Linked DNA regions of Homo sapiens: regions 1, 2, 3 and 5 are each linked to region 4. The links are chromatin contacts, found by Hi-C or POLR2A ChIA-PET in ENCODE. All regions are on one chromosome and are shown on one strand. The core of a region is the stretch at or near the end of the contact, and the rest is flanking DNA. Distances in the headings are between cores, read along the strand shown.

Evidence for each region. A loop is a pair of places that touch in the nucleus more often than their neighbours do. ChIA-PET counts read pairs that join two places held with the same protein, here RNA polymerase II (POLR2A). Pooled maps may share reads with other maps.
Region 1: a map of CD8-positive, alpha-beta T cell shows a loop between it and region 4 (3-fold over the local background). The contact joins the enhancer-like site here to the promoter of AMPD3 in region 4. A Hi-C loop is called at or near these places in 3 of 168 maps with a recorded cell type or tissue (CD8-positive, alpha-beta T cell and naive thymus-derived CD4-positive, alpha-beta T cell) and 5 of 50 pooled maps. POLR2A ChIA-PET finds 5 or more read pairs at or near these places in 1 of 52 experiments (common myeloid progenitor, CD34-positive).
Region 2: a loop to region 4 is called in a map of CD8-positive, alpha-beta T cell, with 6 times the contacts of the local background. The contact joins the enhancer-like site here to the promoter of AMPD3 in region 4. A Hi-C loop is called at or near these places in 2 of 168 maps with a recorded cell type or tissue (CD8-positive, alpha-beta T cell and naive thymus-derived CD4-positive, alpha-beta T cell) and 10 of 50 pooled maps. POLR2A ChIA-PET finds 5 or more read pairs at or near these places in 1 of 52 experiments (activated CD4-positive, alpha-beta T cell).
Region 3: a map of CD8-positive, alpha-beta T cell shows a loop between it and region 4 (30-fold over the local background). The contact joins the promoter of LINC02709 here to the promoter of AMPD3 in region 4. A Hi-C loop is called at or near these places in 4 of 168 maps with a recorded cell type or tissue (CD4-positive, alpha-beta T cell, CD8-positive, alpha-beta T cell, OCI-LY7 and 1 more), 9 of 37 single-sample maps with no recorded cell type and 15 of 50 pooled maps. POLR2A ChIA-PET finds 5 or more read pairs at or near these places in 2 of 52 experiments (activated CD4-positive, alpha-beta T cell and activated naive CD4-positive, alpha-beta T cell).
Region 5: POLR2A ChIA-PET joins it to region 4 with 17 read pairs in OCI-LY7. The contact joins the enhancer-like site here to the promoter of AMPD3 in region 4. POLR2A ChIA-PET finds 5 or more read pairs at or near these places in 2 of 52 experiments (MCF 10A and OCI-LY7).

Annotation. Positions count from the first base shown.
Region 1 is chr11:11,146,889-11,149,588 of GRCh38, forward strand. The region is part of intron 3 of LINC02752 (long intergenic non-protein coding RNA 2752); the gene reads left to right. Among named protein-coding and RNA genes, the nearest start is that of LINC02752, 33 kb to the left of the region's middle. Within about 2 kb of position 1,308, at least 11 of the 41 ENCODE cell types and tissues checked have a DNase peak (open chromatin) inside an H3K27ac peak, as active enhancers do.
Region 2 is chr11:9,611,844-9,614,682 of GRCh38, forward strand. No RefSeq gene overlaps it. Among named protein-coding and RNA genes, the nearest start is that of WEE1, 40 kb to the left of the region's middle. RefSeq lists an enhancer at 1,379-2,068 and a silencer at 2,169-2,548. Within about 2 kb of position 1,513, at least 41 of the 41 ENCODE cell types and tissues checked have a DNase peak (open chromatin) inside an H3K27ac peak, as active enhancers do; they include CD8-positive, alpha-beta T cell, where a contact is called at or near this core.
Region 3 is chr11:9,758,123-9,760,859 of GRCh38, forward strand. It overlaps LINC02709 (long intergenic non-protein coding RNA 2709), which reads right to left and starts at 1,411. Exons shown (of 3, transcript NR_033972.1): 1 at 1,307-1,411. SBF2-AS1 (SBF2 antisense RNA 1) reads left to right here and starts at 171. Exons shown (of 3, transcript NR_036485.1): 1 at 171-381. RefSeq lists silencers at 1-380, 501-620.
Region 4 is chr11:10,453,668-10,456,513 of GRCh38, forward strand. AMPD3 (adenosine monophosphate deaminase 3) reads left to right here and starts at 1,597. Exons shown (of 15, transcript NM_001025389.2): 1 at 1,597-1,781. RefSeq lists an enhancer at 2,472-2,521.
Region 5 is chr11:9,800,972-9,803,671 of GRCh38, forward strand. The region is part of intron 32 of SBF2 (SET binding factor 2); the gene reads right to left. All of the region lies in intron 1 of SBF2-AS1 (SBF2 antisense RNA 1), which reads left to right. Among named protein-coding and RNA genes, the nearest start is that of LINC02709, 43 kb to the left of the region's middle. Within about 2 kb of position 1,425, at least 7 of the 41 ENCODE cell types and tissues checked have a DNase peak (open chromatin) inside an H3K27ac peak, as active enhancers do.

The DNA.
Region 1 (2,700 bases), core at 58-2,557, 690 kb after region 4:
GTGAGGAGAGACAGAGAGCAGATAGACTTTCTCCTTAAAGCACCTTCCCGAAGGGACACTCAAAGTCAGACACTGGTCACTTACTGGCCGATGGCTCTGGGTTGGACCAAATGACGCTGCCCTTTCCAGCACAGTGAGGCAATGTTCTCTGGCTGAAGCCAGGGCAGCACAGAGTGTGCCTGAGTTCCTCTCAACATTTGATTAAGGCCAGGCTTTCCCAGCATGGCACAATCGACATCTTGAGCTGGATAGTTCTTTGTTGTGGGTGCTGTCCTTTGCATTTTTGTATGTTTAGCAGCATCCTTGGCCTCTACTCACTAGATACCAGTAGCACCCTCCCCATTCCAGTTGTGAAAAACAAATCCCCCCAGCGGCTGGCAAAACTGCCCCTTATTGAGAACTACTGGGGTGCCCCAGTAGTTGGCACTACTGATTGGGGTGCCCATTGTCTGCCCTTCTCGTGGGGCTGGACAAGCCAGATGGAATAGGCAGAGAGTTACCTGGCAGCCCTTTGCTGGGGATCTTTTGTCTACTCTCCACTCTGGATCAAGGAGCTCCACTGGCCTCTGACTTCTGGTTGGCTTTGGCCAGTGAGGAACACAGGGAGGAGATCCAAGGAAGGACAGAGGGCGAGGTCAAGGTATTTGTTCCCCCACTTCCTCCCTGCAGGTTTGAGGGTGTGGCTGCCTCCCTTGCAAAAGGCCACCTCTCCGTTTTAGTGGCCTGCTCCAGGTTCTGGGACCCGCTTCTCTCTTAGCCGCATCAGGCCTGGGGGTGCTAACAGCTCCTTCTCTCCCACTGCTGCCAGCCCCAGGGTGCTGCATGCTTTGGTCAGTTACCTCCACCCTGTCTTCACCTTTCTGAATTTCTCTAATTACTACATTTGAATGTGCCGTCTGCTTGCTGTTGAAACATAACTGATTTTTACAAACAAATGTTTATTTTTCTTGCATTAGTTCATTTGACCATTCATTTCTTCAACACATTATTTTTCATATCTACCTATCCTGGGCCAGGCATGATGCCAGGTACTGGGGACACAGAAATGGATCAGACATCATTCCTGCCTGAAGGGAGCTTACAGTCTTCCTGCGGAATAAGACAGGAGGATGGTGATAGTCCGAGACCTGGTGCTCACGTGCTCTATGAGATGTCTGGTAAAGCCCTGGGGAGGACACAGGAAGAGTATGGCCTAGGGAGCCTAGTGACCCAGGGGAGAAGGTACTGGATCTCCTGCAATGATGACACATCATCAGGTGGTTCTACGAGGACGTCTCCAGATCACAGCAGCGCCTCCTAGGCAGAGACACAAAGTCTGCAGGCTCCTCTCTCCAGGCCCTGGGGACTCTCTCTGGGGAGGAGTAAGCTATGCACATTCAAGCCAAGAGCCTTCTTGCCAGGGCTCCAGAGCTCACTCACCCTGAGGCCCTCCCCTCTTTGGCTATTTGAAATTCCTGACTGATGCTGTGAAGAAAGAGAACATTCCAGCACAGAGAAGTCTTTCCCCGCAGCAGCTGCCAAACAGGCTCTTTGCCGAGGTACCTCCCTGCTGCCTGCCAGCCAGCCATATTTCAAAGGTCACAATTTCCTCCCTGTGGTTTTCTACAGAGCTAAAGTCTCCAGGACCCTGAAATAAATTAAAATATTGATTGATTCTTAATATTCTCTCAAATCTCTCAAAATCTCCAGGTCTTATATAAATCAGTGTGCCGGTTCCAGGGACTTATTCAATAATCTGCAAAGTATCCTGGTAATTACTTTTGGGCTGACCCCATGGCAGAGGGAGGCCACCTTTCCATCATTTTTAGGGCCCTGGGTACAGTAGCTGATCAGAGGACTCTCATTTCTTATTTTACTTACTGAACCTCTTCAACACAGTGCCTTGGACAGCACGAGGCAGCCCACCTGCTGGAACGAGTCTGTCGGGCAGACCTGGGTCAGGAACTTGCCTCTCTGCTGCCTCTTTGCTGCCCTGCCTCATTCTGCTTCTCCCCTTCACCCCTCCCACCTCATCCCCTGCCTTTTACTCCAGGGTCCTTAGCTTTTTAGTTCAAGGACAAGGCAAGGATAGTTCAGAAATTAATTTAATAACACTCCATTTCTTCAGATTAAGTAGAGAGCTTGTCTTATTGGGGAAAAGCTGTCTGAAAGCCTCAAGCACATGGGACTTTCTGATGCTGCCCAAGGCAGCTGCCTGGATTTCAGGAGCGAGGGTGGGATGGGAAGAAGGAGCGGGGAGATGGGCCATATGCCTCTCATAACAGCGCTCGTTTATGCTGCAGTAAGTAATAAAGTGACTTCAGCTCATTAGGGGCCAATGCAGTTCTCAAAGAAGGGAATGTGTTCCTAAGGAAGCTAGAGATGATGCCTTGTGTACGGTCCTCCCTATCTGACCCCAACCACACCTGAGCCTTGCATTCTGCTGCAGCATCCTCTAACATCCTCCTGTCCTGAACGCCAGACAGGTGTACGGCCAGCCACCCTGGAACACGTTTTGCTCTTTCACCATTCTTAGCCTTTGAATATAGTAGTCTCTCTATCTGGGATGCTTTGCTCCTCTTTCCCCCATCTGAAAAACTCCTGGTCATCCTTCAGAGCCTAGTTCAAGGCCAGGTGCGGTGGCTCACACCTGTAATCTTAGCGCTTTGGGAAGCTGAGGCAGGCAGATCATTTGAGGTCAGGAGTTCGAGACCAGCCTGA
Region 2 (2,839 bases), core at 263-2,762, 840 kb before region 4:
GCTACTCAGGAGGCTGAGACAGGAGAATCACTTGAACCTGGGAGGCAGAGGTTGCAGTGAGGCAACACTGCACTCTAGCCTGTGCAACAGAGCAAGACTCCGTCTCAAAAAAACCAGATAGAGTTGTATGAAGCAATGGTGACTATTATTTTACCATGCTGCTAACATTATGCATTATTTTTTTTCTGTTTTTCTATTATATTTTTTTCTATTTATTTTTACAGAAACAGCGTCTCACTATTGCCCAGGTTGGAGTGCACTGGTGTGATCATAGCTCACTGTAACTCTCAGGCTTAAAGGGATCCTCCCACCTCAGCCTCCCAAGTAGCTAAGACTACTAGAGCACAGCACCATGCTGGACTAATTTTTAAATTTTTTGTAGTGACAGGGTCTCACTCTGTTGCCCAGGCTGGTCTCCAACTCCTGGCCTCAAGGGAACCTCCTGCCTTGGCCCCCAGTGAACTGATATTACAGGCATGAGCCACTGCATCCAGCCTGCATTATAATTTTAAAACATTTTTGCTACTTTAGTAGATGTAAGGTGTTATGTCATAACTGTTTTAAGTTTAAAGTTTCTGATTATCAATGAACGTTTTCCCCATGCACTTGGGTATGACTTTTATTTCTTATTGTGAATTACAGTGCATGTTTACCTTCTTTGTCTATTTAGCAATTGGTACCTTGATTGTTTTTATATATATAAACAAGCTTTTTTTGGGTGGGGGGGATGGAATCTTGCTCTGTCACCCAGGCTGGAGTTCAGTGGTGCGATCTCGGCTCACTGCAACCTCCGCCTCCCGGGTTCAAGCGATTCTCCTGCCTCAGCCACCCAAGTAACTGGGACTACAGGCGTGTGCCACCACACCCAACTAATTTTTGTATTTTTAGTAGAGACGGGGCTTTCACCATGTTGGCCAGGCTGGTCTCGAACTCCTGACCTCAGTTGATCCACCCGCCTTGGCCTCCTAAAGTGCTGGGATTACAGGCGTGAGCCACTGCACCTGGCCTATAAACAAGCTTTTATACATTTCAGGTAGTATTTGCTTGTCACTTGGTGCAGACATTTTTCTCAATCTGTTGTCTTTTTAAAATTCTGTCCAGTTTTTGTATTTTTGAACGTTAGTCTTCCTTTGTTGTTTCTTCTGTTGTTTCAAAGTTTTGAGAACGCTGACGTTTATCCATAAATATAACTGCCTTATCCTATTAAATATATAGTTTCTATGGCTGTTCTTTAAAATATTTAGCACTTTAATCCACTTGGTGTTTATTTTGAAATACGATGTGAAACACATTTTTGTCCTCCAAATTTTCATTCATTTATCTGCGCATTCTTTACATAGTTCATCTTTTCTTACTGCCGTGTTTGGGAATGTTATTTTACTATGTATCCCATCAGGATTAATGCGTGTGTTTGTTCAGTCTCATTCCTTTCCGTTGATCTCAGCTTCTATTTTTGTTTCTGCTCTTAGTCACTGCCCAGCAGCGCCAAAGGAACATCCCGCCCCCTGCAGGCAGCTGGTGTCCCCACAACCTGGGAAGCCTGGGGCAGGGCCTCAGGGGACTCCTGGTGTTAGTCCTCCGAGCCCGGGTGGACGTGTCGCTCTGTCCCTGCGGGAGGATTCGGGGCCCCTTTGACAGGCCTCCTTCTATGCCGGTTTCCTGGGGCCTCGAGCTTCCTGGGTTCCACGTCTCTAGTAACCAGTAGAGACGGGCCTTTACCCTGCCGTTGGGTGGGGACTGTCCCCTTCTGGGCTCTTCCTTTCGGGCCTTTCCACCTCTCCGACCCCAGGGCATTCGCCCCACCACGTTGCCGGCACAGTGCTGGCTCCGCGGCCCGCGGTTCTGGCAGTCAGCGCGGAATGCCATGGCACCGAGCCTCTGTGTCTAGATGAGTTCTGGGCGCTGATTTTCCAGGTCACTCGGAAGCTGCTCTCTGGGCCCGCCTGTTTCCCTTCCCTTTGCCTCCTTGTCCCGCTTCCCTCGCAGTATACCACTCACTGTACCCCTCCTAAAAAGGACCACTGCAGGAAGCGTTATTGAAGCAGACACGGTTCAAACACGAAAAACAAACTCTTCTTTATTCAACAGATGTGCACGAATCTATTGTGTGTTAGATACGGGTAAGTTTCTGATAAGTCGTGCACTGAGCCAGTCCGGGCTCCTAGAACCGCGTTTACGTGCCGAAGTCTCAATCAGATTAAGAGCGTCTGGGGAGAGCGGGGCGGGGATAGAAGGAGGTGTTGGGGCTAGGGGTAGGACTGTTCTGGAGGCGTGGGTAAGGGGGAGTGGGCTGTGCTGTGCGCCCCTCCCCTCGCTATCTCCCCATTCATCCGCAGACCCGGGGCCCCACGCGCCGCTCCTGGGCAGGGCCGTGCACCCGGAAGGCGCCGAGGCGCGCCCAGCAGAGGGAGCATGCGGGCAGGGCATTCCGCGGGTACCCGCGGAGCAGGACGGCCACCCACGCCGGGGCCCCTGGGGCTCCACCCAGGACGCACACCCGGAGAGACCCAATGACTGCGTTTCGCACCTGGGCGCAAGCTGGTTACTGGGCACGCGCTGACAACCCACATCTGGAAAACCCGGTCCTAACTGGAGAATAAAACTTAAATGCACGTGAACTCACCGGCAGCTGAACATTTCCGTGAGAAAACCCCTAAAAGCCGGCACCGGCTCCGGTGGGGCCACAGAGTCTCTGGAGCGAGGCTCTCTCCAATGCCTGGGCCCTGGGACCGAGCAACTGTCCCAGTAGAATCCCTTTCGGGCTTTGTTGCAGGGATAGGGGATTCTTTTTAACGTGTTCCTTGGCTTGCACAGGCATTTACTGGTCCTCTGGAGATCA
Region 3 (2,737 bases), core at 161-2,660, 700 kb before region 4:
CTGAGCTGGTGGAGCGGCGTGGCGTGGCCTAGGAAGTCCCTGGGCGAGGGAGGCGGGGCGCGGCGTGGTGGGGGCGACTGGGTGGTGCAGGCCTGCGCACGCGCGCAGCCGTGGGCGGGACGGGCGGCCTGGGGGCTTCGCCGCCAGGTGGCAGGCGTGCGCCACGCCCGCAGGTTCCAGCCCCGACCCGGGCGCGCGGGGCCGACTAGGGTCGGGTCCAGTGTGCGGTGGTCGCTCCGCTCCGGGCCGCTCCGCTCTGGGCGTCAGGGCGCGGGGAGCTGCCCCGGGGTTCTGTCCACCGGGGAGGAAAGCCACGAGCACTGAGCGCCTCCTGAGAGCCAGCCCTGACGTGAACTCATTTTATCTGCCACGACCCAGAAGGTGGGCGCAATTTTCCTATGTTCCAGGTGTGAAAAGTGAGGCTCAGGGAGCTAGGCAGTTGCCCAAGGGGACACAGCAGTGACGGCTCTGGGACGAAGCCCAGGTGTCCAGACGCGATGGCCTCTTCCCGCGTTCTCGGCGGGTACGGCGCGCCGCCTGCCTGCGGCCCGCGGGGAGGTGGTCGGGTGGCCGCCCCGGCTCCTCCTCGGGCCCCTGAGGATTTCCGGCCGGGACCCCGAGGAGGGCCCTGTGGCCTTGCGGCATCCGTGGTCACGATTCCAGCCCCACACGGCCTCCCGCCAGTCCCTGCGAGTGCCCAAGACGGGGCCGCCCCTCCCGTCTCCTCCCTTCTCTCCCCTCCCCGGCGTCTCCCGCCGAGGGCGCTGCAGGCGGCCTGGTTGGGATGAGGGCGGGCAGGCGGCCCACAAGCAGGGGCCTGTTTCCTGACTCGTTTGACCCTGGCTGTCCCTGCGGAGGCCCCAGCAGACCCAGCAAGGTCATCTAGGGCGAAATTCCAGTCTGAGCCCTGAGCAGTGACTTAAGTTTTCCCGATAAGGCTCAAGAAGGGACACAGATTGTCCTCCCCACACCCCGCACTCTGTCAGCACCTCCACTCTGGTGAAGCCTCTGCTGCAGACAGCCCGGCTCGAGAAGAGACAAAGATAGACTTGGGACAGATAAGGACAGAGACAGCCAGGGAGAGAGGGGCAAGGAGCTCAGAGGTGAAGATGGGGCCGCGCCGATGGGGAGGCAGCGGGTCTGCGGCCGCCGAGATGGGAAGTGGGCCCTGGAGCGGGCTTGCCGAGCCTACGACCGGGGCTGGGATGTTGGAGGAAGACGCGGTCATGAGGGCTGAAAAAGAAGGGGTTTTTGGTATGGTAGAAAAATGGATTGGGCTGGCAGCTCGAAGGCCACAGCCCTGTACCTCTGGGCCTGGTCTCGTGTGTGCACCTGGGACCGGTGGGTGAGGGGTGATGTAGAGTCAATGAGGGACGAGCTCGCTGAGTCTCCAGGAGGCAGGAGTGGAGAGGGCGAGGGAGGGAGGGTAGGACCTGTATACCTACGGTGGAGGGGGCAGGCGGGGGACAGATGCTGCTGGGCCAAGACTACTGAGTCTCTCCTGCCTGCTGGAGGTCCCTAGCTCAGGACTTATTCCATGCACACTCTGATAGAATATTTACGCCCAACACTAACTGTTTGGCTTGGCAAATAAGCAAAGCCATAAAGTCACAGCTGGCCTGTAGGCTCCCAGTCACCATGTGCAGCTGAGTCACAACCACTTCCCCCACCCCCTGGGGAGCAAGCGCCTATGCTCATGCCTGCACTCAGACACATATCCACACAGATACCCACAGATGCCGCGTGCCACTGAGTCATAGCTACCTCCTCAGAGAGCACGTGCCTGCATGTACTTGCACACAGGTCCCCACAGATGCCATATACACCTGAGTGTGAGTCATCATCACCACTGAACCCTGAGGGAGGGCACCCAGAGTGTGTTCTGCCATCCTTGCTTAGAGATACCCATATACACACATATACAGATATGTGCCCACCACACATCCTGTTGTACCTGCTGCATCATACCAGCAGATCAATAAATGTTTGTGGAATGAATGAATGAGTAAACAAATGAATGAACTAACAAGTGAAAACGTGAGTGACAACCACACTGCGTGGATACTCAGTAAAATTGGTTGGGGCAGCCCTGCGGGGTGGGTCCCAAGCTCTGTGTCCAGAAGGAGTTGTCTTGCTCCAAATATATCCTCTGTGGGCGGGCAGGGAGCCAGGGCTGCCTCCCAGACCCTGACTTCACTGGGCCGGAGGCCCAACCTCTGAGGAGTTGAAGAAAATTAACAAAGAAGAGGCCCTGGCTTTCTGTAGCCAAGGCTGAGCTGTGAGATGAGTTGGTGGGGGCATGTGTACTCTGGAAATACCACTTACTCAGAGACCTGAGATGCAGGACAGAGTGCTCTGCTGAAGGGCCCAGAGAGGACTGGTTCTGGATTGGGCTTCTTGGGAACTCTGCCCCAAATGTGCAGAATGTGCAGGAGGCCTGGTTCCACTTGAGATCTGGGGCAAATACAGTGCTTGGGCTGAGCTGGTGATTGCAAAACTGAGGCCCCCTATTAGACAGTTTTCCATCTAGGCCTGCCCTTCTGGCTTGGGCTTGTTCCCAGAGCTGCTTTCCTGTCTCTCCCTTGAATCTTCTTTTCTGAAGCCCCTGTGTCTCTGCCCTAATTCATCATCTGGAATATTTTAATATTACCCCAACTGGTCTTCCCGCCTTTAGACAGTAAGACCTATCTATCTTGCTTATAGCTGTCAGAGTTATTTTTCTAAAATACAGGTCCAA
Region 4 (2,846 bases), core at 347-2,846:
AACTTCTGCCTCCTGGGTTCAAGTGATTCCCCTGCCTCAGCCTCTCAAGTAGGTGGGACTACAGGTGCGCACCACCATGCCCAGCTAATTTTTTGTGTTTTAGTAGAGATGGGGTTTCACCACGTTGGCTAGGATGGTCTCAATCTCCTGACCTTGTGATCCACCTGCCTCGGGCTCCCAAAGTGCTGGGATTACAGGCATGAGCCACCATGCCCGGCCGATATCTTTCTTGATGAGACATAATTTGATTCCGTCCTCTCCTGTCTTTTAGAGTTTGTAAGGGGTGCTTAAGTGATAAAAGGGGATGCAGTCTAGTCTCGGGCAGGAGAAGCGGGCCCTGTATCTGGTTATCATAAATTGTCTTGATGTTTGTTCGAAAGGGAAATAAGGCTTTGAGCTTGGGATCAGTGCTCTTCAGTCCACAGAGACATCTTGGCTGCAAGAAGCAGCAACAAGTTAGGCTCAAGGTGGAATTGTGAGGTCCTGAGAAGAGCTTGCTCTTCTGGGACAGAACTGTATTTTTCTTCTAAACTGCCCATGTTCTGGGGAGTCTTCCCGCCTTTTGGCTTCAGCAGGACCCTTGGTCATTGTTACAACCTGTGTCATCTTAGTGGAGCTGCTGCTGGTTTCTGTCTGAACCCGATGCAATGGGTCTCATACCTGTAAACTGGGCTCCAGGAAGGCAGCTTTCTCTAAGTTGGAAAATGAAGACTCAAGGTGGAGGGTGTTTCCCAAAGCCGATACCACAAGATATTAATAGGTGTTTTTTTCCTATGACAGCAGTTCTAGGATGGTCAAATAAGTGCGTCGGGTTAAACAAAGTTAAGCAGCTTTCTTTACTGCAGGACTTCTCAGGTGTTGAATTTGCTAGTAGAAACTGTGCATGAATACCCATAAGGGACTACAGGATGCAGTGTTTTCCAAGCCTTCTGACCTTTCATGTTCTGCAGACTGCACTTTGAAAAATGCTTGTTTAGACTAAGGCTAGCTGGGATCCGGTTAAAGGTGCAGAATAAAATTCCCTGAACGTGTCGGACTTAAATCCTTGGGCTGGAATCCTCCCACTGCAGTCCCCACTCTACCTCCCCTTTCCCCAAAACACTAGCAGAAAAAGTCATCTGCCCCTCCTCCTTCTGGCAGAATAGTACTAAGGGCTTGGATTTTTTTCTCATACTGTAAGTTCATTTAATTGTTTAATGAATAAATATTACCCTCCCTCTAGGTTGCTTGTAGCCTGCTGGTTGCACTGTTTATGAAACAGCTGTGAGGACAGGTGGGCCGTAATCTCTGGGTAGCTAAAGCCCAGCAGCAGCCCGAGGATCATGTGTCAACCCTGTAATACTGCTCTGTGCACACAGGAATTATGATGTGAGCTCAGTAAGACACAACCTCACGATTGGACATGCGGAGGTGACTCAGGCCCAAGTCAGGGTTACAGCTAGCCTCCCGGTAAACAACTGACCCATCCTTCCTGAGCTCTTCTCCCCAGGATTTCAACAGCACCACAGAAATAGCCATTTTGCTCATGGTTATTTCCCAGGACCACAGGATTTGCCTAAGTCACTGGGAGGCTATGTGTCTGTTCTGAGCCTTCCCACTCTCCTAAAGGGCAGATGAAGATCAGAGCTTTGCACCCTGTGATGCCATTTTAATCAACCCTGCTTGGTTTTAGAGGATTGCTCCTGTGGGTCACTTGAGGCAGGCTCCACCTTCCCCAGGAGGAGTGGCAGAGTCCAGCCAGCGCTCGGAGCTGGAGGCCCACGTGGGAGCAGTGAGCGGCTGTAAGCAGGGGAGGGTTTGGGGTGGGCTCCGGTGGGTCAGTTGGGGTGTACTCCTTTTCTGTGTGTGTGGATGGGGGTGGGGGTTCTGGTAAAGCTTATCAGGCTTCGCAGTCACCTGTGATGTGGGCTTCCTTCTGGGAAGAAAGGAAGGAGTGGGATGGGGCTGTCAGCTTTTCATCCTAGCCTGCCCCTGTCCTCTGTCCGCCTCTGTGCTGAGGCAGTTCCTGCTCCCTGAGTCTCTGTCCTTTCCTGGGAAAGGTGGAAGCAGTTCATGGTCTTTCCCTTTCAGAGGAGGAGGGGATGGAGGGGATTGTATTAGCAACTGGGATTGAAGCTCCCCCTGGCAGTTATGGGGTGCCCTTGGGAGGGCTGCTTTAGGGGGGCTTTCTGAGAAGAGGCAGGTCGGGCTGTACCTGAGACCAATCCCCTTGATAAAATGCAGCCAGGCCTGAAGCACGTTCAGAACGGAAGCAGCAAAGGTGATGATATCGCTCGTTGCTACTCAGCTTTCAGGAGGAGGCTGGGCGTTAGAGGGAGGCTGTGGCTTATCTCCTGCAGCTGGGCAGGACGGCTGAGTTTACTGTTGTAAAGAGGAAGCCGCCGCTTTAGTTTCCTCTTGTGAGGGCTGTGAAGAGGGCCAGGACACTGCATTCAGGATACCACAGCCATTTTGTTTTGGATAACTGGGATTACCTGGGGACTTCAGGGCTCTTGGAAATTTTCCACTCATATTTCATATTCACGAGAGAATTTCCAGCCCAGGCTTTTCCTGCTCTGGCTCACTGCTGCTCACAGATATGCAAAACAGAGACCTCCTACTCCAGCCGGCAGACAGGACCCAGCCAGCTGCACGCACGCACTGACTCAGCTGAGCCTCCTGGGTGGCAGGCAGCACCTCACCCGGGTGCATCACTTGAGTGGCATCTTCAGGACCAGTCATGGAGCCAGGCTCAGGTCTGTGTCGGGGCTTCTGCAAGGGGAGTCTGGCAAGAGTAGGAACCAGCTTCCTTCGTATAACGAGGGGATTTCAGTGGCACTGGGCTTCCTTTCTGGAGGGACTGTGGC
Region 5 (2,700 bases), core at 175-2,674, 650 kb before region 4:
AGAACAGCTTTTGGTTTCATTAGTTTTCTTTATTGTTGGCCACAAGATTTTGGGGACCTAAAGGCAAGTGTGCTTCAAATAAATTTAGCCTTATTATATTATGTAGAATTGGGAATGATAGGTATTTCAGCTAATAAATTAATTCTATGTCAGCATTTCCCTAAGTATGGTGATGAATAGAGTTTTAGGCTTCTCTCAGGTATCATCTGGATTTTGTTGTTCAAAATAATTTTGTATTTATTTTGTTGCAGGTTAAAAAGTATACAGACTTAAAAGACTAAACTGCATGAAGCATTTTAGTTTTGTTTTTCCGTTATGGAGTGAAACTTGCCAACTTCACTTATTTATAAGAAGAGAATCTGAAATGGAATTTGGAGAAACATGAATTTATAGGGTCTTTTTTTTTGCCCATGTGCCATTAAGTACTTTGTAAAATTTAAAGGCCTATAAAAATAAGCTATGACTCAAACCCCTGGAAAGATCAACATTTTGGAAGTAAAGTTTAATACATTAAAACTGGATTCTGCTTTCAGAATTATAAATATTGAGCTACAAGAGACACTATACATCAACACGTGAAAACCTGGATATGGTTAAACAGACCCTAGGAGAGTGTATAGCTAATATTAATTTTTGTTATTTCACAAATTAAGATTTAACAAACATTGTGTGCTTTGTGTTACATCCTTCCATATTACATGGCCTTAAATATTAAGCTTTGATGCAAAATTGCCTTGTTATAAAACAGATTGGATTATGTTCATTTTTGCCAGTTTGCAGTTGAATAGGCAGCAGACAGCAGAAACTCTTGAATATACCAACAATCCATTAGCTACAGCTATTTTGCCAATATTACTGGATAAATTTTAGAATAACCAACCTGTGTGGGGGCAGCTTAGCTGCTCACATATGTGCTCACAAGGAAGGCTCATATCTTCAAAAGGCAAATAGCTTTTTTCTTTGGGGTAGGACCTAGCATAGTGCTGTCATAAGGTAACCATGAGGAGAATCACATAAAGCCAGACCAAAGTGAATCAATTTACAATTTGAATAAACTTTGAAATCACAGTAAAAAATACTGAAAAAGTTCTAAGATGCCCTCAAAGATTTACTCTAATGCCGAAATAAAGGGGATGCTTTCTTCACGTTTTCATTCATACTATTCATGTTTTCTCCTGATATTATATTTTAAAAAGAAAGTTTACATAAAAATTTAATCTTTGTATATTGGATTTTTTTTAATTTGGCTCAACTATTTTAAGAAAAGGGAGTCCTGTAATGATATCATTTGAGCTAAGCCAATTTCTTTTAGAAGCAAAAAATCTGCCAGATGTTGCTATTATGAAACAGTGAGCTAGCATTTATAATTCATTTGACACCTGGATATACTGGCGTAAACAATGGCTTTTTATATGATGAGGCAGTTCTAATTTAAGTTCAGTGCTTCATCTGTTTTCTTGTAACTTTATTAGTACTAATGGACAAGCCTAGGCATATGTCCATGGACTGCCTTTTGGCATTCAATGTTAGAAATGGTTAATAAGCAGGGAACACATTCCATCTGGGAAAGCTTCACTTGCTGCTGTGTAATTTTGAACCTGTTTTTTTGATGTTTCTGGGCCTAGTTCTGTTGTGTGTCCCTGAGAGACTGAGGGCAGCACTAATTCGAATTATCTGGTAAAAGCCAGAGTCATGTAAAGCACTAGTGTTCACTTGAAAGGCATTCAAAGAAGGCATTTTCTAATGCCTAAAACCAGTATGTCGAAGATGATGAAACACTACCTTATAATTAAGTCAGCAAGAGTCAGAAAAACTATTTGCTAACTATAGTCTTCTTAGATTCCTCTGTTTTTGAGTGAATAAACAATCCCTTTTCAGCACAAAATAATTTGCATCACCAAAGCTGATACCTCTGGTAGCCAAGCATGCTTTACTTACTGCAATTAAGGTCATATGCTTGCTTTGCTATGACTTGTCTGCACTTAGGTTATTATGTATGAGGTATTAAGTGAAAGGAGGATTCAGGCAAATTCTTAAAAATTTATGTTTTAATTTAAAAAATTTTAATTTGGCACAGCCAGATTTGAAGTCATACTGATAGGGTCTCTAGATCCTGAACAATATTACTTTTTACAGTTTGTGAAGCATTCACCTACAAATAATCGAACTTTAATTAAAAGTTAACTTCTGTTTTTGATTTCAGAATCAACTGGTTTATATAAAACATTTGAATTTTAACTCTTTACTTGAAAAAAAAAACAGATGAATCTTAAATTCAGCTGATTAGTAAATAAAACAAAACAGCAGAAATTAAGCATATACCCCAAATTGTTTTAATTAACTTAGCCTTTTGTAGTTTTAGCATCTATTGTATTCTAAAGATAATAGGAATGTAAGTTATGCTACATCTTAGTGTATGTTAAATTGCTTTAATCATACCACTTAAGGGGTACTCACAGAATACAGGTTACCTTCCAGCATCTAGACCTCTCCCACTCCTCCCCCCCAGCCCCATCCCCAATAATAAAATAGAAGAATTTCATTCCAAGTAAGGATTATTGTACTTGGGAGACAATGATGTTCCCATCTTTGAGGACAGTGTATCTTACATGAGAACCTCCTATCTCTTACTGATTGTGAGTGGATTATTTCGCTGACCCTAATGTTTAGGTGTGCAGAATTCTGCAAGTTGAACATAGA